Regions from separate parts of the Homo sapiens genome. Here region 1 is linked to region 2. A link is an interaction called in ENCODE POLR2A ChIA-PET data of the cell type or tissue named here. Cell type or tissue: GM12878. All regions are shown on one strand. Each heading gives the region's core, and the rest is flanking DNA. Links, peaks and the distances in the headings are about the cores only. Region 1 has its middle 16 kb from the start of ZC3H12C. Region 2 overlaps LOC105369484 (a long non-coding RNA gene).

Region 1 (12,770 bases), core at 2,652-10,651, 110 kb after region 2:
ATACTGGCCTTTTCTCTGATGTACCATGATTTCCTACCTCTGATATTCCCCCTTTCTGGAATGCTCTTTCTTGTATTATTTACCAAATAAATTCTAACTCAGTCTTCAAAATTAAATATAAATGTTTTCTTCTCCAGAAAACTTTTCTTTTTTCTCTTTTGAGACAAGGTCTTGCTCTGTTGCTCAGGCTGGAGTGCAGTGGTATGAACATGGCCCACTGCAGCCTTAACCTTCCCGGCTCAAGCAATCCTCCCACCTCAGCTTTCTGAGTAGAGCTGGGACCACAGATGCACACTACTATGCCTGGTTAATTTTTAAATTTTTTGTAGAGACGGGGTGTCCCTTCACTCCCAGGCTGGGCTTGAACTCCTAGGCTCAAGTGATCTTCCCACCTTAGCCTCCCAAAGTGCTGGGATTACAGGTATGAGCCACCTCGCTTGGCCTTTTCTTGATTTCTCTCAGCAGAACCTACCAGTTCATTCTTGATGGTCCTACAGGGCCTTCTGACCTTGTTGTATATCACAGTCATCATTTGTTGCTAATGTTTATCTTCTCACTAAACCACAGACTCTAAGGAAAGGACTGTCCTTTGTTAATCTTTAATTCTGAGTTCCTAACATAATATCTTGCCCAGCATAATTGTTGAATGAAGGAAACTAACAATTGAATGAATGAAAGTTAGAGTAGATCTAAAATACATTCCTGGGAAAATTTTAATGTTACCTTTGGATTAATAACTTTTCAGAGTTGGGCAATATCATTGATTTCTTAATAGTGAAAGAGAAGGCGAAGCATGTATTCTACAGTCTGTGACCAACAATGTGAGAGAGGTCACAATTGTTTCTCTGGGACACATTCTCCAGGAATTCTGAAATAGAAGAGGTTGTGATGGGAAAGAAGGGAAGAAAAATAAAGAATTTCAAAAAGTCAGTGACTTATGGTTTTGCTAGATAAAAAAGGAAAATGTTTGCTTTGATATCATTTTCAAATATATGAACTACTAGCCAGGTGCGGTGGCTCATGCCTATAATTCTAGTGCTTTGGAAGGCCAAGGTGGGAGGATCACTTGAACCCAGGAGCTCAAGGCTGCAGAGAGCTATGACTGCACCACTGAGCTCCAGCCTGGGTGACAAAGTGAGATCCTGTCTCAAAAAAAAAACCCAAATATATATATATATATAAAATACATATATATTATACATATATATAAATAAAATACATATATATTATACATATATATAAATAAAATACATATATATTATACATATATATATATATGTTACCAGAAAGGAAACCATAACTAACAAATATTGTACAAGTTAGGAGAGAAGGAGTATTTGTGTCTGGTAATATAAAGCTGTGTAAGTGATACTATGAAGGCACATCATTCTGGCAGGCAGGCAGGACATTGGCTAAGAAGACATGATGCTCTATTAATAATTGTCATTATTGATAGAGTTCTACCGAAGTGTTCATAATTTTTTGTGGTCATTGTTTCCTTCTTAATGACGGGAAAAATAATATTTTTTGTGTGCGGCATCAGAGTATAGAATCTCGAGATCTGTTTACAACTTACTTAACTGATGTGTGTGCTTTTGATGGTTCTACTTCTTTATTTATTTGTTTTTATTCTGAAAAGTTAGATGGGGAAGAATAGTCCCCCAAACCCCACCTTCCACATCTCATAGATGCTGTACTTATGATTCTCTGATCCATTTCTATGTAGAGGTAGAATTAATCATCCAAGATGTACTGAAAGATTTTATATATTAATAATAGGATGACAATCTGACCTCTACTGTTTTTATTTTCAAAGCATGGTTCGATCTCAACCAGCCACAGAGACCACTGATGAATCAGTCCCTGGATGGTGCAGGCAACCTCAACATTACCCACCTCCTACCCGGCTTCTATCAGCCTTCCTGAGAGTGGTATTATTTAGAAATTCTCTTTTATGACATGCAATACCTCTCTTCTTCTAGGTCCTATATTATAGCCTTGAATCAAATCAAACTGTCAAATGAGATGTCTATCAACAAAATCTGCAAGAAATAGTCATAGAAAATTTACTATTTAACTTCCTATTAAAAAATCAGTGGGCTCATTAATGACTACTCCTTACATAAAGTTTCAAGTGTAACATTTCTTTAAAACAAAAAGAGAGAGAAAAAGAGTACAGGACTAGGAAAGTCTTCACTACCCTAAAAGAAATTGTGTGTGCTTCCTGTTTCTTAATAAGGGTAAGTCAAAATTACAGCCCAGAAGCCTGCTGACTTCTCTGGGTTCTCCCAGCCCTATTCACAGTAAAAGTTCTACCTCACCATTATCAGGCAACATGGCTACTCCAGCCCTTACTTGCTGTCTCTTAAGTTCATATCTCCATCTCTTCTTGCTTTTCTTCTATTTTTCTTAAGCCTTTAAGTCTTGCTCTTTGATTCATTCATGCAATAAATGTATTGAAATATATTGAGAGTCCACTATGTATTAAATATTATGCTATGTACCAGAGATTATGAATAAGACAGAAACAGTCATGGAGTTTGCAATTTAAGTGAGGTTTAGCTGTTTTACAAACCCATGATTTTTCTGTTGAAATTCCAGGCTTTGTACAGCTCAGTTAGTCCCCAGTATTGGTCCTCCTGGTCCAGAGGCCCCTGCAGACATTACGTGCCCATCAAGGAGCTGAACAGCAAGGTGATGAAAATCGAAGTTCTACTCATTTGCAACCTCCTGCTAAGGGGCAGATTCTGCCAAAGGCTACTGACTTTTGAGGATGTTCTAATTCCCCTGACATGATCTTTGTCTACCTCTTCACCCACTCTGTTCCTTGCATGCTCTACTTAGTACTTAATTATCCCATTTCCCTGATCACTCTGTCTTTCAATTTTTTATGTCTTTGCAAATGCTGTTCCTTCTTACCCTTCCTTTGCCAACTCATCCATCTGGCATACTCCCATTTATCATTCAAATTACTGCTTAGGACACCTTCTCCTAGATGCCTGCTGGCATCTCCTCTATTCTTTTCCTCCTTCCCCAAAGTACTCCCTCCCTCTTCTGTACTGGAGTGGTAGAGTGCAACAGTTTCTAGCTTGCTTTCCAAAGTCAAATTCATCTGAGTTCATCTCCTGGATGTACCACTTAGTCACTATGTGGCCTTGAACAATGTATATAATCTTTCTGGGTCCCAGTTTTGTGATATGCAAACTTTCCTGATAGACAGTAATACTATCTATCCCATAGGATTGTTCAAATTAAATTATATAAAGAATACACAGTACTTAGAACAGATTCAGACACATAGGAAGCAATTTTACCATTGGTCATATGACATTAGGTTATAGTTATTTATTTAGGTTCGCTCTATCCCACTAGAATGGCAGCTCCTTAAGAGTAAGAACGATGTTTTATTCATCACAGGGCCCAGCATACAGTAAATGTGGGTTCTGAACTGAACCTAATAACGGTATAAAATATGTATATCATAATTCATTGCAATTCAAATGCAAGGAATTTTAAATAACAACTCATAGGGACAGCTGTGCTAACTGCAATTAGAGATCACCCTGTTCCCATGGCCTTTTAAAAACTTCCTCTTCCTATATGGCTTAACATCCATCATTCTACAGTTATCTATCAAATGCCTGCTAGGTGCCAAAGCAGTGGAGATACCTTAGTGAATGTTGGCAGCCCACACCTCCAGAAAAGAAATGAACAAGTAAACCAGCTCTATTAGTCCATTCTCGCATTTCTATAAAGAAATGTCTGAGACTGGGTAATTTATAAAGAAAAGAGGTTTAATTCGCCCACAGTTCCACAGGCTGTACAGGAAGCATGGCAGCATCTCCTTCTGAGGAGGCCTCAGGGAGTTTTCACTCATGGCAAAAGGCAAGGAGGGAGCAGATATCTTACATGGCAAGAGCAGGACTGAGAAGGAGTGGGGAGGTACTACACACTTTTTTTTTTGAGATGGAGTCTGGTTCCGTCGCCAGGCTGGAGTGTAGTGGCGCGATCTCGGCTCACTGCAACCTCTACCTCCCAGGTTCAAGGATTCTCCTGCCTCAGCCTCCCGAGTAGCTGGAACTACAGGCACGCTCCACAACACCCAACTAATTTTTGTATTTTTAGTAGAGATGGGGTTTCACCATGTTGGCCAGGATGGTCTCGATCTCTTGACCTTGTGATCTGCTCACCTCAGCCCCCAAACTGCTGGGACTACAGGCGTGAGCCACCGCGCCCACCCTACACACTTGAACAACCAGATCTAACAGTAACTCACTCACTATCATGAGAACAGCGCCAAGGGAACGGTGCTAAACTATTCATGAGGAACCACCCCCGTGATCCAATCACCTCCCACCAGGCCCCACCTCCAACAGCGAGGATTACAATTGAACATGATATTGGGGTGGGGACACAGATCCAAACCATAGCTACTGTAACCGCCTAATGGGTCCACCTGGCCCGTTGCCTAGACAGAGCCGATTTATCAAGACAGGGGAACTGTAATGTTGAAAGAGTGATTACACAGAACCAGCTGTGCAAGAGACCAAATTTTATTATTACTCAAATCAGTCTCCCCGAGCACTCAGGGATCAGAGTTTTTAAAAATAATTTGGCGAGTATGGGCTCGGATAGTGAGGAGTGCTGATTGGCTGGGTTGAAGATGAAATTATAGGGGGTCGAAGTGAGTTCTTTCTTGCTGACTTCTGCTCCTGGGTGGGATTGCAGAACTGGTTGAGCCAGATTATTTGTAGGTCTGGGTGGTGTCATCATCTGCTGCATAAGAATGCAGGGTCTGCAAAATATCTCAAGCACTGATCTTAGGTTTTACAACAGCGATGTTATTCCCAGGAGCAATTTGGGGAAGTTCAGACTCTTGCAGCCAGAGGCTGTATGGCATGGCATAATTTCTAATTTTGTGGCTAATTTGTTAGTCTTACAAAGGCAGACTGGTCCCCAGGCAAGAAGGGGTTTTTCGGGAAAGGGCTATTATCAATTTTGTTTCAGAGTTTAAACTATAAATTCCTTTCCAAGGCTAGTTTGGCCTACGCCCAGGAATGAACAAGGACAGCTTAGAGGTCAGAAGCAAGATGGAGTCGGTTAAGTCTGATCTCTTACACTGTCATAATTTCCTCAGTTATGATTTTTACAAAGGTGGTTTCATTACCAGCTTATACCATAAAGTCCTGCTGGGAGTCACAGTGGGATACCATGCAAAATGCTGTGAGAAAACTTCAGAGAAGCAACTAACCAATTTTTGGAGTCCAAGAAAGGAAATCCTGCTGGAATTAGGAGACCATAGACTTTTCGAAGTGTACCCTTTACCCACTTACCCACTAAGTGATCAACCTGTTGCCCAGAGGCGCCCCTTGTCCAGAGACATCCTGTGCTAACTTGTTCTTGCATTGCTATAAAGAAATCACCTCAGACTAGGTGATTTATAAAGAAAACAGGTTTAATTGGCTCAGGCTTCTGCAGGATGTAGAGGAAGGATGCATCTGCTCAGCTTCTGGGGAGGCCTAAGGGAACTTTTACTCAAGATAAAGGTGCAGCGGGAGGAGGCATGTCAAAGGCAAAGACAGGAGCAAGAGAGAAAGTGGGGGGAGGTGCAAAACACTTTTAAAGGACCAGATCGCTCAAGAACTCATGCACTACTGAGAGGACAGCACCAAGTCATCAGGGATCCACCCACATGACTCAAACACCTCCCTCCAGGCCCCACCTCCAACGCTAGGGATTACATTTTAACAGGAGATTTGGTGGGGACGCATATTCAAACTATATCACACACTTCTGTTACTATTAAGGACAGATTCTGAACAGCAGTGCCTTAGGGTCTTGGACAACGCTAACTTCCTTACAGCATTACTCCCGGAAGGATATCCAGCCCTTAGAAGCTGATATAGTTAAAAGCAAATAGATTGTAAAAACCATAAAATGCCTGGGGCCATGCTAACTAGAGCTCTGAGGCCTCTGAGAATTGACTGCAGTAAATCTTCCTGTCTTATGCAACCACATGTCTCTTCTTAGAAGGATCCAGGTTTTTTCAAATCACCCGTTAAAATTATTCATCCATAAATTATTTTTATTATGATCTAAAAGGCTTTAATTCTGTTTGATGTAATCCGTGCTTTACATACAAAACATTCTGAGATAATCTCTAAGTTTTCATCAATTTATTAGACATCTACTGAGGTGCCATGATCATTATCACAAACTGAAGGGTTTTCATATCTTGACTTTTTTAATTCTTTGTCTCCAATCTTAATTATCACACACTCAATTTTCCCACACCTGTAGGTTTATTTATATAGTGAAGTAATTTGGGGAAGGGTATAAATACACTGAAGAATGCAAAAGTCAACAGAATCCCTCATCAGACTTTCAAATGGCTTCTGGACATAGCTCAGCTGTCTCCTTTCTGGAACTTCCAAACTGTATAGCAGGGGCTCCTTCCTTTATCTGAGCATCACACTAGGGCATGCTCAGGACAGTTCTCTTTAATTCATACTTTTTTTTCTTTCCATGTCAACTACAGTACTTTGCCCCTGGTATCACTAACAGAATATAATTCCAGGTGTTGAATTTGAGTTCATTGGTAAAGGTTAAGGGCTCTGATTGTCTGGAAGAACTCAGTTTGAATTTTAACTCAGCCACTGACTAGCTGTGTGACCTTGGGAAATTTACGTCACATCTCTAGACCTAGTTTCCTTATCTGAATAGAGTGGTTATAAAGATTGCATGAGATAACATATGTGAAAAGCTTAGATCATTTTAATAACCAAGAATCTTTCTGTTTTACATGTATTAACTCATTTATCCCTTATAAGATGACCATCCCATGGGACACTTAGGGATATATGTCATGTCACTATTTTACAGGGAGTTCATATCTCCCCTACATGGTACATTCTGTAACTCCCAGTCACAAAGATGAAGGCCAGCTTTCTTACCAAGGCCAGGCTTGAGGTGCTAGTTGCTCTAGGCATACAAGCCCTCAAACCCTTCTAAATAGCGCTTTTCACATGCTCCACGCAGCTGTTTCCCTGAGATAGGCAGCCTGCAACTCTTTGCACTAGCTGCAAACATGTCTCTGCATTTTAGTCCGACAGAGCTGGCTTTGCTGACATCAAGGACGTGGTGCAAAGCACAGCTCTTTAGTTTCCAAATGAATGAAAATGACATATTGAAAGCGGGGCTGGCCACAGTATCTAGCTAGAAAACAATAATGACTCACAGGAAAGACAAAGACTGAGTAAGCACCAACGAAAGGCCACTCATCCCTTCATTAACATCACTGGGGAAAATATGGTCTCACTATGGAACAACCAAAAACATACAGACAAAAGTCTCCTGGGCTTTTGAGCATAGTCTAATTCCCATCTGGCTTATAAATTTCCTAACTTCTAAATTAATTACACTAGGAGTTGGAAGAGAATAAACAGTGGCCATAGATATTAGAAATTTTTACATGTGGCATGTATCTGCATCACGACTAGCATTGCTAATCAATTGTGAAATGACTATTAGGTAGCTTTGATAAGAGAGTTTCTTATTAGTCTTAGATATTGGACTACAAAAATAGTCCACCAGCAACAAAAAGAGATTGAATCTTCTTTACTACATCTGTATATTGTCAGAGGTCCAGACAGAAATCTAAAAAATATATAAGAATAAATAAAATATTTATTGTGATACTCCTTCCTTGTTTAATATATTATCATGACAATACATGTCTTAATGCTATGTAATTTTGGCATATCTTAAATATAAAAGTGTCCAATTGATTCATTATTTTTATAGCTAATTATTCAATATATTAACAATTATATTTGTGCAACAAAAACATATCTTGATTTTTAATGCTGGTAAATGTTAAGATTTTGAAGTAAAAATACTATTTACATAATATTCCTGAGAAAAATTATTCAGGTAAAAGGCTCTTGTGAATCACTTTCTTGGGGACCTTGCAGGAATTACCAACAAAAATTGAGAGCCATAAAGGAAATGTCTGAAATATTAGAGGCTGTGTGTCAAAGTATCTTGTATTAACTAAATCAAGCGCTTATTAACAGAAGACAAACCTTGTATATATTTTTAATGTTTTTGGCTCCCCAGCATCTAAGCCCCTTCACTATGCATGAGAAACCTCATGAGGCAGAGCCCACCTCCCACTCTAGAAGCTGAACATTCTAAGTACTAGCTTGCCTGGCCTCTCTTGCAGCTAGGATGATGGCATGTGGCTTTGAGTCATCTGATTGGATGCATTCCCCTCACATTTTGAACCCAGAGCTCATGACCAAAGAAGGAGGAACCTCAAGGAGTCCATTCTGGCAAGGGTAATAGCAGGGACAGAAGCTATATTCATTTTGCAGAAGCAGCAAGCATAACAATTCTAGTGGCCACCTCCAGTGCCAGCATCAGGCTGGAGGTAAGACAAGCTGTGGTGTCAGTGCCTATTGGCAGAGGCATTGATATCTTCCTGGAATACTTCTGTTGCATAATGTTGGTCATAGTGCCAGGCTCCACAGCCTCCAAGCTCAGTTCTCCAGCACTTCTAGAGACTGTCAGGCATACCAATATTCTTTAATAAATTCTATCACATGAGACCAGAATCCTGATTATTTCATTGTTTTTACTTTAGAAAACATTGGACTTCTTTTAAAATAAAAAATGAACAAAGTTTTCAATATTTATTTTTAAAAATATTTACTCCAGCTATATATTATAGCTTGGGGAATGAGGTAGTTTCTCAAGCAAGCCAAGGTAATGCACAGGCTAATTAGTTAAGAGAGAAAAGGACACAGAAACACAAGTTTTGCAATGGCAAGGCAATTGTCAGCCTTGAGATTGCAAAAACATGTGCTGTGAGTTTGGGGTATTCTCACTTTAAATCCCAGAATATAGTTTCCAGGAGGCAATGACTGTGTATTAACATGCAATGTGCATCAGCATTTAACTGTTTTCTCTTACCTCTGCAGTCCTCATACCATACTTTGGCTTCCAGCCTGTTCTCTCTCCTCAGCTGACTGGCCTACTAAGGGGGCGTGGCTTTGGGAGAAATTCCCAACCACTGAGAACATCTTGGAAATCCTAGGTCGGGCTAGGGGCAGTGGCTCACGCCTGTAATCCCAGCACCCTGGGTGGCTGAGATGGGCAGATCACCTGAGGTCAGGAGTTCAAGACCAGCATGGTCAACATGGTGAAATCCCGTCTCTACCAAAAATACAAAAATTAGCTGGGTGTGGTGACACACACCTGTAATCCCAGCTGCTTGGGAGGCTGAGGGGGGAGAATCTCTTGAACTTGGGAGGTGGAGGTTGCAGTGAGCCGAGATCGCGCCACTGCACTCCAGCCTAGGCAACAGAGCAAGACTGTCTCAAAAAAAAAAAAAAAAGAATAGAAGGAAAGACTCCTAGGTCAACCTTCTGGCCCCATTGAACTTGCTCTCATTTTATTAATTCTCTTTCCACTTTCTTGTCAGAGTTCCTTAATACAATTTTGCTTCTTTAAAGAAGATCCTTAACAATGTATTGTACACAGTACTTGAAAATTGCTAAGAGAGTAGATTTTAAATGTCTCACCACAAAAAAATAAGGTGAGATAATGCATATGCTAATTAGTTTGATATAGTCATGCCACAATATATACAAATATCAAAATATCACATTGTACACCATAAGTATATATAATGATTGCCAATAAAAATAATTAATTTCTTAAAAAAGGAGAGTCTTGGCTAGTCTACTGCATTTCAACCTAATTCTTAGGAACTAAAATCATAGCAGTGACTTGTGCATGTGTAGACCGTTCTGGCTTGAGTTGGCCAAATATTATCTCTCACTAGCATTAAGGAATTTCTTCCTCCTGTAATTCTGAAAGAACAGAAAACCATCTGAGAAAATTATATCCATCCTATTCCCAGAGAGTAGTGCCACTTTAGCAAAGTATCTTAACAAAGGGTTTTTAAAAATTAACTTAATAATTCCATTTAAAAATGTTTGTCTTAGTAAGTTAAAAGGTTATTCAGGACGTGGATGATTCAGGGTGGTTGTGTTTTATAAAGTGCTTTCCAAAGCAAACATCTATGACATTTTGAACATATCTTTTTTTTAGAGATGGATCTTTTTTCTCGCTCTGTCACCCAGGCTAGGAGTGCAGTGGCATAATCTCAGCTCACTGCAACCTCCACCTCCCAGGTTCAAGCAATTTTCCTACCTCAGCCTCCCAAGTAGCTGGGATTACAGGCGCCTGCCACCACACCCTGCTAATTTTTGTATTTTTAGTAGAGATGGGAGTTTCACCATGTTGGCCAGGCTGGTATTGAACTCTCAACCTCAGGTGATCTGCCCACCTTGTCCTACCGAACTGCTGGGAGCCACCGCACCCGGCTGCATTTAGAACATATCTACTTATTAAAGGAGAAGCCAAGCAGTAGCGAAATACACTAACTTATTCACAGTACACAGCTCGTCCCAACTGGAACTGCATAGTTGGGACTCAAAACCAGGCATTAGACTTCAAACCTCATTTTTTTCCTCAACATAACTACGCCTGCCACATCCAGAGCCAAGAGCCATTTCTAAGGGAAACTGTTCCATCTGGAGCCCCAAGAGCAGCCTTAGCCGACCATGGTGGTTTTGTTTTACCCCTCTCTGGTCTCCACGGATTGAACAGGATTGGGTAACTGACCCCAAAAAAAAGCCAATCCACAGATTGGTCAGCAGCCTGTAGGATGGCCTGGCACAAAAACTTTTGACTCAACAGAGGTGATCTGAGTCAACCAGATTCTAGCTGACTCTTGTTGCTTCTAATCAAGAGACTCCAGTTGACTCAATCTTTCTGGAGATAATTGTATACATTATTCTGATTAACTGATTGCGTAGAATAACCTTGTTCAACTTTCTATTTCACCACTCTTAGGAAAACATGTCCTAACAGAACAAGATATTACATGTTTGGAAGTTCCCAATCTTCTTAACTTCTGATAAACAGTTTTTCTTTTAGAAATACTTGCTCCTTTGATTCCTTGGCTCCACACAGTCTTGGTCCTCTATTTTTTGGTGCCTCCTTCCTCTATGTTCTAGATAATATGCTGAGTGTTTTACATAAATTATTTTATTGAAGGCTCATGACAATCCCATAAAGTAAACACTATCCCCATTTTACAGATGGAGAAAGCGAGGCACAGGGAGATACTGTTGGTCTGGATCAGGGTTGTGGTAGAGAAGGGAAGAGGACAGATTACAGATATATTTTGAAAGCAGAACCAACAAGGCCCGGTTGCTGAATTAGATGTGGAAGTGAGGGAAAGGACGAATCAAGGATGATGCTTAAGTAACAGGGTGAATTGTGTTGCCATTTGTCCAGCCAACGGCTCATCTCTAATTGGATATTCCAGAAGTATCTCAAGGTCAACATGTCTAAAACTGAATTCATCATTTTTTTTCCACAAGACCTTCTCTTTTTCAAATATTTTCTTCTTCAAAGAATTTCATCATCACTGTTATTAGTGGCAAGTGCTTTATAGAAAGGGATACAAATGAGAGAAACAATAAAAACTATAATAAACATTTTTCTAGAATTTCAAATTGTTTCCTCCCAACTTTTTCATTTGTTTACTAGGCTTTTAGCTCCCTCATTTAACCATAAGCTTCTCAGGAACAGAGCTTGTGTCTGTAATTAGACCTAACATTGATTGAGTATTTTCTAAATGTCATGGCTTGTGCTAAGCCGTGGCTGCATCACCCACGTAACTCTCCTTACAACCACGCCTCATGAGGCTGTTAAGAATAAGGTTAGACTGCCTGAGTTCAAATCCTGTCTCCGTCGTGTGATTTGGGACAAGTTATTCAACTTTTCTGTGCCTTGGTTATCACATGGTACTCTGAGAGTATAGAGGAAAGACATGTAACCCAGATAGATGAGATCAAAGAAGGCTTTCTAGAATGGAATGAAATGCCAAGTTAAATCTTCATTCGCAGAGCTATTAGGGGAAAGGTGTTGCAGGCAGAGAGAGCAGCTGATGTGAAGGCCAGGAAGTAAAGTGAAACATGGAGGTTTGATAACTGCCAGTGCCATTTATCAAGAGCAGGAAAGGGACATGAACGTAAATGTTTACAAGCACCAGGCAAGTAAGGAAAATAAGTGAGGCTGGCTGGGGGTAAGACAATGGGAAGATGTGGGTTCCTGAGGCAAACTGCTGAGCCCAGGACTCACCTGAAGGGGCCACCTCTACTGAGGTCACACTCCCCTCCCTCACCAAGTTCCAATACACTGCTTATACTGTCTGGAGGCTCCTTCACTTGCTATATGCTCCACCTGCAAATTGCTTTGCAAGGCTGGCTCCTGAACATCATTTCAGCTCAAATGGCATTTGAAAGATGCCTCCTCTGATTACCACCCACATGCCAGCTCCAGACCTGTCAGTACTCCACTCTAGTTTATTTCTTCTGAGCACTTACTATTACGTGAAATTATTTTGTTCATTTGTTTATGTGTACATTTTGTGTCTTTAATTGTATGTTGGGTATATAATATAAACTGTATTGGAGCAGGAAACTTTTCCAACACCTACAACAATAGCTGACACACAGTAGAAGCTCAACAAAGCCCATTTATTAATTTTGAATAATCAAGTGATGGTTTTATTGTACACTTACTCCGTGCCAGGTACAATGGACTACAGTGATAGATTTGACAATCATCAGAACATAGGTAGTAGCTAAAAACACAGGAATGTGTGAGAAAAGCCAGGGCATGTGGGTGGA
Region 2 (12,770 bases), core at 3,109-11,108:
TTGTATAAGCAGAAAACTTCCACATCAAGTGGACAAGACTAATTTCAATTATAAAAATAGAGAATCATGGCCCTTCAGTCAGTTTCCAGACTTGAGCCAGTTTACAGACCCAGAACCCCTTGAATGAAGGGGAGGCCAGGTTCCCTTGAGAAAGGACCCCACTACACTACCAACAATTTATGCTGCTAATCTTTCTCCCATCTTTCCCCAAGGAGACCTCCAGCCTTTTACCAGAGTAATTGTGTACTGGGGAAAGGGGAATGATCAGACTTTTGGGGGACTACTAGACACTGACTCTGAGCTGATGTTGATTCTAACTGACCCAAAATGTTATTGTTGTCCCCCAGTTAAAGTATGGGCTCATGGAGGTCAGGTAATTAATGGTGTTTTAGCTCAGGTCCAACTTACAATGGGTCTAGTGGGTCCCTGGGCTCATCCTGTTGTTTTCCCAGTGCCAGAATGCATAATTGGCATAGACATACTTAGCCACTGGCAGAACCCCCACATTGGCTCCCTGACAGGTAGGGAGAGGGCCATTACAGTGGGAAAGACCAAATGGAAGCCATTAGAACTGCCTCTACCTAGAAAAACAGTAAACCAAATCCAATATCGCATCCCTGGAGGGATTGCAGAGATTAACACCAGCATCAAGGACTTGAAAGATGCAGGGGAGGTGATTCCGATTCCCACCACATTCCCATTCAACTCTCCCATTTGGCCTGTGCAGAAGACAGATGGATCTTGGAGAATGGCAGTGGATTATTATAAGTTTAACCTAGTAGTGACTCCAATTGCAGCTGCTGTAACAGATGTGGTTTCATTGCTTGAATGAATTAACACATCTCCTGGTACCTGGTATGCAATCATTGATTTGGCAATTGCCTTTTTCTCCATTCCTGTCCATAAGGCCCACCAGAAGCAATTTGCCTTCATCTGGCAAGACCAGCAATACACTTTCACTATCTTACCTCAGGGGTATATCAACTCTCCAGCTTTGTGTCATAATCTTGTTCACAGAGATCTTGATCACTTTTTCCTTTCACAGAATATCACACTGGCCCATTATATTGATGACATTAGGCTGACTGGATCCAGTGAGCGAGACGTAGCAAACACATTGGACTTATTGGTGAGACATTTGCATGCCACGTGATGGGAAATAAATCCAACTAAAATTCAGAGACCTTTTACCTCAGTAAAATTTCTAGGGCTCCAGTGGTGTGTGGCCTATATCTTTATATATCTTTATATCCTTCTAAGGTGAAAGATAAGTTGCTTCATTTGGCCCCTCCTACAACCAAGAAAGAGGCACAACACCTAGTGGGCCTATTTGGATTCTGGAGGCAAAATATTCTTCATCTGGGTGTGTTACTCTGGCCCATTTATCAAGTGACCCAAAAGCCTGCTGATTTTGAATGGAGTCCAGAACAGGAGAAGGCTCTGCTGCAGGTCCAGGCTGCTGTGTAAGTGCTGGGGCCATATGACCCAGCAGATTCAATGGTGCTTGAGGTGTCAGTGGCAGATAGGGATGCTGTTTGGAGCCGTTGGCAGGCCCCCATAGGTGAATCAGAGCAGAGGCCTCTAGGATTTTGGAGCAAGGCCCTGCCATCTTCCACAGATAACTACTCTTCTTTTGAGAGACAGCTCTTGGCCTGTTACCAGGCTTTGGTGGAAACTGAATGTTTGACTACGGGTCATCAAGTCACCATGCAACCTGAACTGCCTATCATGAACTGGTTGCTTTCTGACCCATCTAGCCATAAAGTGGGTCATGCAGAGCAGCATTCCATCATTAAATGGAAGTGGTATGTATGTGATGGAGCTCAGGCTGTTCCTGAGGGCACAAGTAAGTTACATGAGAAAGTGGCTCAAATGCCCATGATCTCCACTTCTGTCACCCTGCCTTCTCTCCCTCAGCCTGCACCAATGACCTCATGAGGAGTTCCCTATGATGAGTTGACAGAGGAAGAGAAGACTAGGGCCTGGTTCACAGATGGTTCTGCATGATATGCAGGCACCACCTGAAAGTGGACAGCTGCACCACTACAGCCCCTTTCTAGGACATCCCTGAAGGACAGCGGTGAAGGGAAATCTTCCCAGTGAGCAGAACTTCAAGCAGTGCATCTGGCCGTGCACTTTGCTTGGAAGAAAAAATGGCCAGATGTGCGATTACATACTGATTTATGGGCTGTAGCCAATGGTTTGGCTGGATGGTCAGGGACTTGGAAGAAGCATGATTGGAAAATTGGTGACAAGGAAATTTGGGGAAGAGGTATATGGATGGACTTCTCTGAGTGGTAAAAAACTGTGAAGCTATTTGTATCTCATGTGAAGGTTCACTAAAGGGTGACCTCAGTAATCAAGTGGATAGGATGACTCATTCTGTGGATAACACTCAGCCTCTTTCCCCAGCCACCCCTCTCATCACCGAATGGGCCCATGAACAAAGTGGCCATGGTGGCAGGGACAGAGGTTATGCATGGGCTCAGCAACATGAACTTTCACTCGCCAAGGCTGACCTGGCTACAGCCACTGCTGAGTGCCCAATTTGCCAGCAGCAGAGACCAACACTGAGCTCTTGATATGGCACCATTCCTCAATCAGCCAGCTACTTGGTGACAGGCTGATTATATTGGAGCTCTTGCATCATGGAAAGAGCAATGGTTTGTTCTCACCAGAACAGATACTTACTCCAGATATGGGTGTGCCTATCCTGCACACAATGCTTCTGTCAAGACTACCATCTGTGGACTCATGGAATGCCTTATCCACTGTCATGGTATTCCACACAGCATTGCCTCTGACCAAGGCACTCACTTTACAACCAAAGAAGTGCAGCAATGGGCTCATGCTCATGGAATTCACTGGTCTTACCATGTTCCCCATCATCCTGAAGCAGCCGGATTGATAGGACGGTGGAATGGCCTTTTGAAGTCAAAATGACACCACCAACTAGGTGATAGCACTTTGCAGGGCTGGGGCAAAGTTCTCCAGAAGGTTGTGTATGCTTTGAATCAGCATCCAATATATGGTACTGTTTCCCTCAGAGCCAGTATTCATGGGTCCAGGAATCAAGGGATGGAAATGGAAGTGGCACCGCTCACCATCATCCCTAGTGACCCCCCAGCAAAATTTTTGCTTCCTGTTCCTGTGACATTACGTTCTGCTGGTCTAGAGGTCTTAGTTCCAGAGGGAGGAATGCTGCCACCAGGAGACTCAACAATGATCCCATTAAACTGGAAGTTACGATTGCCACCTGGACACTTTGGGCTCCTCCTACCTCTAAGTCAACAGGCTAAGTAAGGAGTTACATTGTTGGCTGGGGTGATTGATCTGGTCTGTCAAGATGAAATCAGTCTACACAGGAGATCTCTTAGGGCGTCTCTTATATCATACCCTGTGATTAAGGTCAATGGGAAACTAAAACAACCCAATCCAGGCAGGACTACAGATGACCCAGACCCTTCAGGAATGAAGGTCTGGGTCACTCCACCAGGTAAAAATTCACCACCCACTGAGGTGCTTGCTGAAGGCAAAGGGAATACAGAATGGTTAGTAGAAGGTAGTCACCAATACCAGCTACAACCACATGACCAGCTGCAGAAACGAGAACTGTAATTGTCATGAGTATTTCCCCTTATTTTGTTAAGAACATGTTTGTGCATGTGTACACTTATACTAAGGAAATATCTTCATTTTATTTCTTTTCTTTTTCCTTTATCATATGACATAAGATTTATTGACTTTATATCAGCATTTAAGTGTTGTTAACTTTATGTAATAGCACTTAGGTTAAGGATTAGTGCACTTCCATTTGTACAAAGAATAGTTGTATTATGTTAGGCATAATTATGACCTTTTATTGATTGTCTTTATTTGAAGATTATGTATGATTTCAGGAGATGCGTACGGGTTCAAGTTGACAAAGGGTGGACTTGTGATTGTTAATACTGAATGTCAACTTGATTGGATTGAAGGATGCAAAGTATCGTTCCCGAGTGTGTCTGTCAGGGTGTTGCCAAAGGAGATTAACATTTGAGTTAGTGGACTGGGAGAGGCAGACCCACTCTCAATCCAGGTGGGCACCATCTAATCAGCTGCCAACATGGCTAGAATAAAGCAGGCAGAAGAAGTTGGAAGGACTTGACTCATTGAGTCTTCCGGCCTTCATCTTTCTTCCTTGCTTCTTTCATCCTCAACTATCTTTGCTTCCTTTCTTCCTGCCCTCAACTATCAGACTCCAAGTTATTCAGCTTTTGGACTCTTAGATTTACACCAGTGATTTGCCAGGGGTCCTGGAGCCTTCAGCAACAGACTGAAGGCTGCACTCTTGGCTTCCCTACTTCTGAGGTTTTAGGACTCAGACTGGCTTCCTTGCTCCTCAGCTTGCAGATGGCCTATTGTGGGACTTCATCTTGTGTTTGTGTGAGTCAATACTTCTTTATAAAAGTCCTTTCATATACACATCTATCCTATTAGTTCTGTCCCTCTAGAGAACCCTGACTAATACAGGTTCCAAGGAAAGCATGGCTACCTTGCAACAGAATTGAGAGTACATAAACATGGCCCAGAAATCCTGCATTTATAGGGAATAAAAAAATAAACCTATATTGAGAAAATTTCTGTTAACATGAACTAAAAGCGATTGTGACTTTTTGAGATATAAAACTGCCTCTAGTCTCCTCCTACCCCAACCTTCCACAGGGAGGGTGCAGGCTGAGAGGGTGACTCAGACACCAAATACGGCATATTCTCCAATGCCCACTTTAGAAGTGACCAAGGGGGATTTTGGCAAGGGACTTCCCAAAGAGTGGAGCCAAAAACCATAGAGAAATAATGAACTGAGGTTTGGGGAGCTATGCCCAGGGAGCAGTAATGGGGTCTAAGCCAGTAAGAATATTCCCTTCTCCCAAGGTAGGGGAACCTGGCAACATTGATCAACGAGGATTTCACAATGGCTATAAACCATGACCGCTATGTGCATCTCACTCTTCTCCTACTAGAAGACACCAGCAGGGGATGAGATTTGGAAGGATCTTGAGATGGACGCAAGCACCTGTGGGAGGGATGTGAAGAAAGGCAATGGAAAGCAGACTGGGGTTAATTGAATTATTTGTGCCTGTTCTTTTTTTCCCTCAAAAGAGAATTAGACATAACTCATTCTTGCCATCTTCTCAAGGCAAGCAGAGGATACTTCCCCATCCCTCACTTTAGGCTGGGCCATGTGACTTGCTTTGGCCAATCAGAAGTTGGTAGACATGAAGCAAGCGGATGTGCTGTGTGGTTGCACTCATCCTCTTGCCCCCTAGGAGACTCCCATGAGAAGAGCTTCCCCCTGGTAGCAGATACCCCTTCAACCTGGGCTCCAAAATGAATACAGAGCAACATACCTGAGCCCAGACCTGCAACCTGCAGCCAAGGCCGGTTTACCTGAAGCCAAAAGCAGAGTCTCATTCCAGCTAACCCGCAAACATAAGCAAAATAAGTAAATGTTTGTTGTTTTCGGCCAGACAGATTTAATGTTTGTTATGCGGCTTTATTGTGGCAATAGCAGACTAAGATATGTATTTTCCCATGTCATTTCATATTCTTTAAAAAGCACTCTTACAAATACATTGATTCCATTGAAAAATTTCATTTAGTTAACTATTTCCTGATTCTGAAATATTAGGGTTTTTACTAAATCTGTTTTTTTGCCTCTATTTTTTGCTTCTTATAACAATGCTATTAATAACATATTAATCCATAATTTTTCCATACTTTGATTTATTTTCATAGGGTTAAAACTGGATAATAACATCTACTTCCCAGAGCTGTTGTGATGGTTAAAAGACTTAAAATAATTAAACGCTAAACATATCATCTTTCATGTAATAAGCATTCAGTAATGATTGCTATTGTTTTTTGTTATAGAGTTCCAAAAGTAAGAAAAACAATTCCAAGCTCTTGATATGAAATATAAAACTATTTTCCAATAGTTATACCAATTTATACTGCTAACAGCATCATGTGAGTTTTAGCATACCTTCAAACAACTCCATTTTTTTAACCTTGGCTATTTTGACAGTTGAGAAATAATATCTTGCTGATATTTTAATTTTTATAGCTTTTATTACAAGTGAGGTGGAAATTATTTTATAAACTGTCTAACCATTTATACTTTCTCTTCTGCAAATTACCAGTTAACACGTCCATTTAATATGCCCATTTCCATCCAGTCATGATGTTGGTCTTCCTCTGACCTGATAGACTTACCTGGTGCCAAAGAACTGATTGATTTCTGTGCTTTTCAATATGATAGCCACCTGTGGCCACTGGGCACTGTGCCACAAGTTATAATATTTTGGATATAGTGAGTTTAATGAAATATATTATTAGAATTTATTGTATATGTTTCTTTTTACTTTTTAAAATATAGCTACTAGAAAATTTTAAACTACATATTTCTATTGGACAGAGCTACTTAGACCTTTGAATATCACTTGCTCTGAAATTCTTCTTGGTCAAAACTCTCATTGCCCACACCCTTATGTTGGGTTCTCCTGCTATTACATGGTCTATCAGCCATAGTCTGTTGTTAACCTTCTAGATAATGCTGTGTTGAGTCCAATCCCTCTCCTCGAAATCCCTGCTGCATTTCATTCTCCGAGTCTCACCTCCTCCTAATTCAGTTCCATCCTCCTGTGATTAATCCTCCCAAGTCTCAACACATCTCAATTAGGTTCTATTACAGATTCCTGGATGAAATGGCAAACTTGATTAGGATTTTTAAATCCTATAATGTGTGTTAAATAGATTATACTCACTGCTATCTATGTTTATATTCCATTTATTCTATTTCTAGCAATAAAACATGGCTTTTCAAATGCTGAGTATTTTTTATTTGAAAGTGCCATTGAAAGGTTACAAACATACAAAGCTAATAAACAATTGCATATGTTTTTCAAATTCCCCTACCTCTGCCCACACCTTCAAACGTAACCACTGTGAATCCTCTCAAAACCACAGTTGGTGAAGACAGCCAAAGGTTATATCTGTAGCCACGAACCCTCAAAAGTTTCCTAACACCAACTCCAGCTGACTAAAATGTCACAGACATTTACTTATAATCCCTGGGGTTTTTGAATCTATAAGGCAGCATGGGTATGGGTTAACTTACCTGGCCACAGTAGAATTTTTTAAAGCCCTTTATGAAGGATTCAAGAAAAAGAAGTCTGTAACGCTGATGCAAAGTAGAATTCTTAATGTATTGAAAGGGATTATCATATGTCACGTGGAAATTCAACCTCGTTTTTTAGATCCACAGCTCTTTCCTTGTTGCCTAAATTCGTAATCGTGAGGCTCATTTGCCTTAGAGAAGTATCTGCAGCACATTTTTAATGCCAGACCTGCTCCTTCCGCCGTTCTTGCCCCTTTCCAGCAAGCTATTTCCCACCTCCCCCAACATCCCCATGGCTGCCCAGGAATTAAAACCAATTTGAATATGTAATCATGTGGAATAATAAGCACAAGTGTACTCTCTGGGGTGCTCTCTGGCTGCTACTCATCTCCTTGCAACTAGTTTCCTAAGTGCCTTTGAGAGATGCTGAGAACGCCATGTTGACGGTTAACCTTTTAACAGTTTTGCCATTCTCTGTTCACTCTGGCTACAAGCCCAGCTCTAAAGGAGGCACAGGAAGTGGGGTGAAGGAAGGGTTTCCTTCCTTCTAAGACTCACTGGAGAAACATTCTCCATAGCCTGAGGAAGAGAGTTGAGCAGGCTTTGAATAGTGTATTTTTAAAACATTCATTATTCTGACAATGGAGTTTCATGAAACTAGCTTTTATTCCTTTTATGCAAGTCAAACAGAGATTGCCCAAAACATATTACCATGCCAGGAAGTAAATAACTATTGCCTTGTTTTATGAATATGAGAAATTTCTGTGAAGATGCCTAAATATTTTGATTAATTTAAAAGCAGATGAGCTGATGTGTAGGTATTTACAACATCAAAGTACTTTTCTGATTGACTCAGTTTCAAAAATGCAATATAAAAGGTAGAGCATTCATCTTAAATAGCAATTTAGAAGTGGATGCTTTGGGTATTCTGAGGCATTCAAAATCTGATTATTTTGATACTGATACTGCTATTTTGATGCAAACACTGCAGTGATCAATTTGGTGGATGTGAGGGGAGGGCCTCACTCGGTATCTAGTATTCCTTATTAAAATGTAAAAGCACCCACTGTACCTCTTGAATATATAAGAATAATGAGCCATACCAGTAAATATCTGAATTGCAATCAGTGTTGTTTTGCCTGTATCGTCTCATTTCATCTTCAAAGCATGTGTCTGGGAGATAGATATTATTAGGAGTAATCACTGATGTTGCTGAGATTGAGACTTCCTTCGCAGTTGGTTATAAAGATCTAAGAATAAATCATCTTTCTTGAACTCGAGCATATCCATTAAGGTCAGAATTTCTGCAGATTGAGCTGGAGCTATTTTTAGGTACGGTTCTAAAGCAGCTGCAATTCAAGTGTCACAGTGCATGCCTTTTTGGCTCAGCAGTTGATAGTTCTGCTTCGTGCTACTCTCCTTCCCCAGACTCCTGGGACCATCGCATAGAGGGTGCTTGAGACATGCTGCACTGGACGATGCACACACCCCATCTCTCCAACATGACTGTAAGCCCCTTTAGTTTTACAATATGCAAAACCTTAGCACAGAGCTCTACGCAATTAATATTGACCAATGTTCATTGATAATAATGTTCTATAAAATTTCAGAGGCCACCAGGATGCATCACAGTCCTGACCCCAATGCAGGAGACTGAAAGTCACCAAGGACTGAGACATGCTGTCGAGCCACAATCAGAAGAGAAACTGGAGTTGAAGAAGAGCCAGGTCTGGCCACACAGAGAAGTGAAAACCTCCATTTAATGGTCAGAGGCAAAGTACAAAGTTAGGCATCAGAGAAGTGTTCCGTTTTGGTCACTATTATTTCTTAAGAATCTTTCTGAACACTCCAGAACTAAAGGACTAGAAGTCCAGGGCCCTTGCTCTCAGTGTCTGATTAGCTGCTGTCATCTGCCTCGAAAGCTGCCCCATGGTTTTTTCCATCCTTGCTAGCAGCACAAACCAACTGGTTTAGCCTAACATTGATAAAACTACAGAATCTCAGATTTGGAAGGATGCTTTTAAAGCAAATAGCCAAGCTCCTAGCTAATTTTCTAATTTTGTTGCTACAAGAATAAAGAATTTAATGTGGGTGTGGAGGGAGAGTTATTTGAGTCCATTTTTCTTCTGGTCTTTCCCCTTTTCCAAGTATATAGGCAATCCTGCACTCATTGCCTCAGGGAGGGGAGGCAATTAGTCAGAAGATATAAATAGCCAATTGGCACTTTTTGTCTCTGTGTTTTAAAAGAGGGAACTTAGAATTTTGGGGATGATGTCAAGATCAAATGTGTGGGAGAAACAGAGGTCAAAGAGCATTGACTTCCTCCACCCACCACCTAGAATAGGATTCTCTGAGGTCTGAGGCATGGAGAGTGAAGAGCAGATAATGATGAGAACAGACAGAATGAGGGGTTCAAGAGCCAGGTTCCCTTCTTTCTGGGCAGTAGGTAGCAATACCCCAAAGCAGGAGGTAGCAATACCCCAAAGAGGAGATGGCTTCGTGCAGGGTCTAGGCACACCAGTTCATTGCCTCTTAAAGATTTCTGGTGTGAACCTGGGAGGCGAAGCTTGCAGTGAGCCGAGATCGCGACGCTGCACTCCTGCCTGGGCGACAGAGCAAGACTCCGGCTCAAAAACAAACAAACAAACAAACAAACAAAAACCAAACAAGATTTCTGGCCCTCAAGCTATGCAGCAAAATATCTCTGTGAGCCTCCAGTTCTAAAAGGCCATGCTGCAAGCCAAATACTCTCTCAGGGTAACTCAATGGGAACAGATGGCTCAGGGACCAGAAGGCTCACCCTCCCTCAATGTACTGCTAAAGGCACTAAGTAAATCCCAACAGGGTCTTTGTCTCAACCCCCGGGAAGAAGAGAGAAACCAATAATAATCGGAGAGTGTTACCCTTAGCCTGCTAGTACAAAGATAAAACATCAAATTGAGTTAGAGGAAATGTTATTTTTCTAGATCAATGCAGTCTATGGACTGAGATTCATAGATCTACTATACACATAAACACATGTAAAACTACTTAACACATAAAATGTTACCTATATTATTAGCAATGTAATATTATCAGTGAGTTGAAAGTCAGCTACAAAATCTGAATGTCAATTGACCTCCACGTGGTTATCTTATGTCCAGATGGAAAAACGTTGGTTCAACTCATTGTCTTTTTAAAATCCATTCTTAAAAGAGAAAATATTAATTAAAGATTCATTGTCACTTTAGGAGAAAGAGAAAAGAAGAAGGTGGAGTAAGTGTCTAGCTTTATTCCACAGGAATTTGTCCTCGTCTCTGCTTCATTCAGCACTCTGACAATTCCCTGGCAAAGTGTAGAATGTATATGCATCTCCATTAGATTTTTTCGTCTGCTAGATTTGACTATTTGTTTCAACTACGCTCCTTTTTTTTTTTTTTTTTTTTAAGAGATGGAGTCTTGCTCTGTTATCCACCCTGGGGTGCAATGGCACAGTCATAGCTTACTGTAATCTTGAACTCCTGGGCACAAGTGATCCTCCCACCTCAGCCTCCCAAAGTGCTGAGATTACAAGTGTGAGCCACTGTGCACAGCCCAATTATGCTACTTTTGAGTATTAATTAAGACAACTGAGATTCTGGCTGCCCACCCAACATCACATTATGCTAAATTTAAGCACCATATGAATGTACTTCTTTAATAACTTCTTTACTATTTTCCTTGTTCTTCCACTTTACTATTTCTGCAAACCTCCTAATATAGACCATTCAGTCTATCTCCCTTTTCCTCTCCTACACCCTGCTAGCTCAGCATGAGCTGCTGGAGAAAACTCCCACATCAGTGCAGATTGGTGTCACAACCGAAGCAAGGCTTCCAAATGCAGCTGGCCATCAGCATTTCACAGGAATGGCTCTCCTCCCTTGGCCAGTGGCATCACTCTCTCCTGATTCTCCTCCTACCTCCCCGCTTTTTGTTTCTCTGTCTTCTTTATAAGCTCTTTTTCTTCTTTTCTTAGATATTCATTCTTCCTGCGTTCTGGCTGGGGCGCTCATTCAACATGCCCCTCCTGGGAAATCTTAGGCATTGTGATAACTTTGACAATCTATACAAGCTAATGATTCCCAGATCCTTATCTCCAGCCTAGGGCCTTCTGAGCTCTGTGTCTGTAAGTTAATAGACATCTCTAGCTACATCATTAACACATTTTAAACACAAGTCCTAAAATTAACTCATTTTCTATTATCTCATCCAGCAACTCCTGTATTTCCAATTTTGAAAAAGCCCATCTTTTTGTGTGGGCATGTGTATACTTGGTTTGATCTCTGTTCCATTCTTTCCGGAATGTTTGATTGTATCCCATGTTCATTAACAGGTGAACATATTGGCTGTTTCTCCAATAAAAAATGAAACAGACCATGTGTCTGCACCTAACTAGTATTCAATAAATGGTTGCTGAATAAGTGAATCATTTCCATGATCCACTAGTTTAATAATCTTATCAAAAAAGACAATAAGTATACTGATAAAACTTTCATTTAAGAACCAATGACCCCAATTATACTCATTATTTTCCTTTCCTAAATGCTGATGATCAATTCATTTACTATTTCACTTGGGGTACACATCAAGCTTATTGGTTTATAATTCATAAAGTCATGAGAATGAGTAGACACTTCCTCTTCTTTCTTTTGGAAATCAGAATTAAAATGGGTCTCTGTGGTTGTAAGGGAACATGCTCATGCTCTGTAATTCCTCATCGATTGTCATTTATGTTTCCACAACCTTACCTGCCCTTTCTTCCAGGAACCAATGACCTGGTTTATACAAACATGGCTAATATGAACTCATTTGGATAGCTCTTTGTGATTCTTAGATAAATCTAAGAATTTAGATTCCTCTTACTAATATTTATTTTTCCCTTCTGACTGAAAATACTTCTCTTTGACCAAGAAGAAAAAAATTCAAACACCAATTCAATATTTCTCGAATTTTTTTCCTATTGTCTATTAACATTAATTTTCCTTAATCAATATTCTTTCCTTATTTTTCTAACTCTAAAAATGACTGTGAGACTCCACTTTTGTTGTCCTTTGTGCTTTTTGCAAACCTCTACTCATTCTGGGTTTTAACTTTCCTGACTCGGCTTTTCCAGTTTCCCAACTCAGCTTTTCCAGTTTCCTGACTCCATTTCTGCTTAGTTCCTTTCCTCTCCTTCCAGCTCACGGTTGCATTATTCTAAAATTAGTATTAAAATGCCAATAAATGCCTTGACAAATAATAGTTATTGAGCATTTATTATGTGCGAGACACATCACATTCAATTTTTTAATTTTACCATAACCCAGTGGAATAGTTATTACTAAGATCCCTATATTATACATGAGGAAATGAGACTTAATGAGATTCAGAAGTTTCCCAGTGTCACAGAGCTAGTAAACTACAGATCCAGAGGCTTAAGCCCAGGTCTGAATGACTAAAAGCCAAGACCCTACTGTCCAAGTTTAGTCTTCTTCTGTGTGAAAAGTACCATAACACTGAGCTCACAAACTCAAAGGGTCCAGAAGCCATGTACTAAAATAGGAAATGCACATGGGTGAAGAGGGCCAAGTGTTTGCATAGCAAACACGTTGGA

Evidence for each region. ChIA-PET counts read pairs that join two places held together with the same protein. Peaks named below come from ENCODE experiments on the same cell type or tissue, not always from the same donor. Only the 100,000 strongest peaks of a DNase experiment are listed, where the experiment ranks them.
Region 1: POLR2A ChIA-PET joins it to region 2 with 14 read pairs; 2 of 35 experiments call an interaction of 5 or more read pairs at or near these places.

Annotation. Positions count from the first base shown.
Region 1 is chr11:110,070,872-110,083,641 of GRCh38, forward strand. No RefSeq gene overlaps it. Among named protein-coding and RNA genes, the nearest start is that of ZC3H12C, 16 kb to the right of the region's middle. RefSeq lists enhancers at 5,472-5,766, 6,855-7,024, 7,325-7,374. In GM12878, for the core only: no CTCF peak of the experiment used is centred there; a DNase peak (open chromatin) is centred at 7,170; H3K27ac peaks cover 1,459 bases.
Region 2 is chr11:109,963,739-109,976,508 of GRCh38, forward strand. It overlaps LOC105369484 (a long non-coding RNA gene), which reads left to right. Exons shown (of 3, transcript XR_948004.2): 2 at 8,588-8,667; 3 at 8,770-9,257. Among named protein-coding and RNA genes, the nearest start is that of ZC3H12C, 120 kb to the right of the region's middle. In GM12878, for the core only: no CTCF peak of the experiment used is centred there; DNase peaks (open chromatin) are centred at 7,093, 7,558, 8,523 and 8,873; H3K4me3 peaks cover 790 bases; H3K27ac peaks cover 3,048 bases.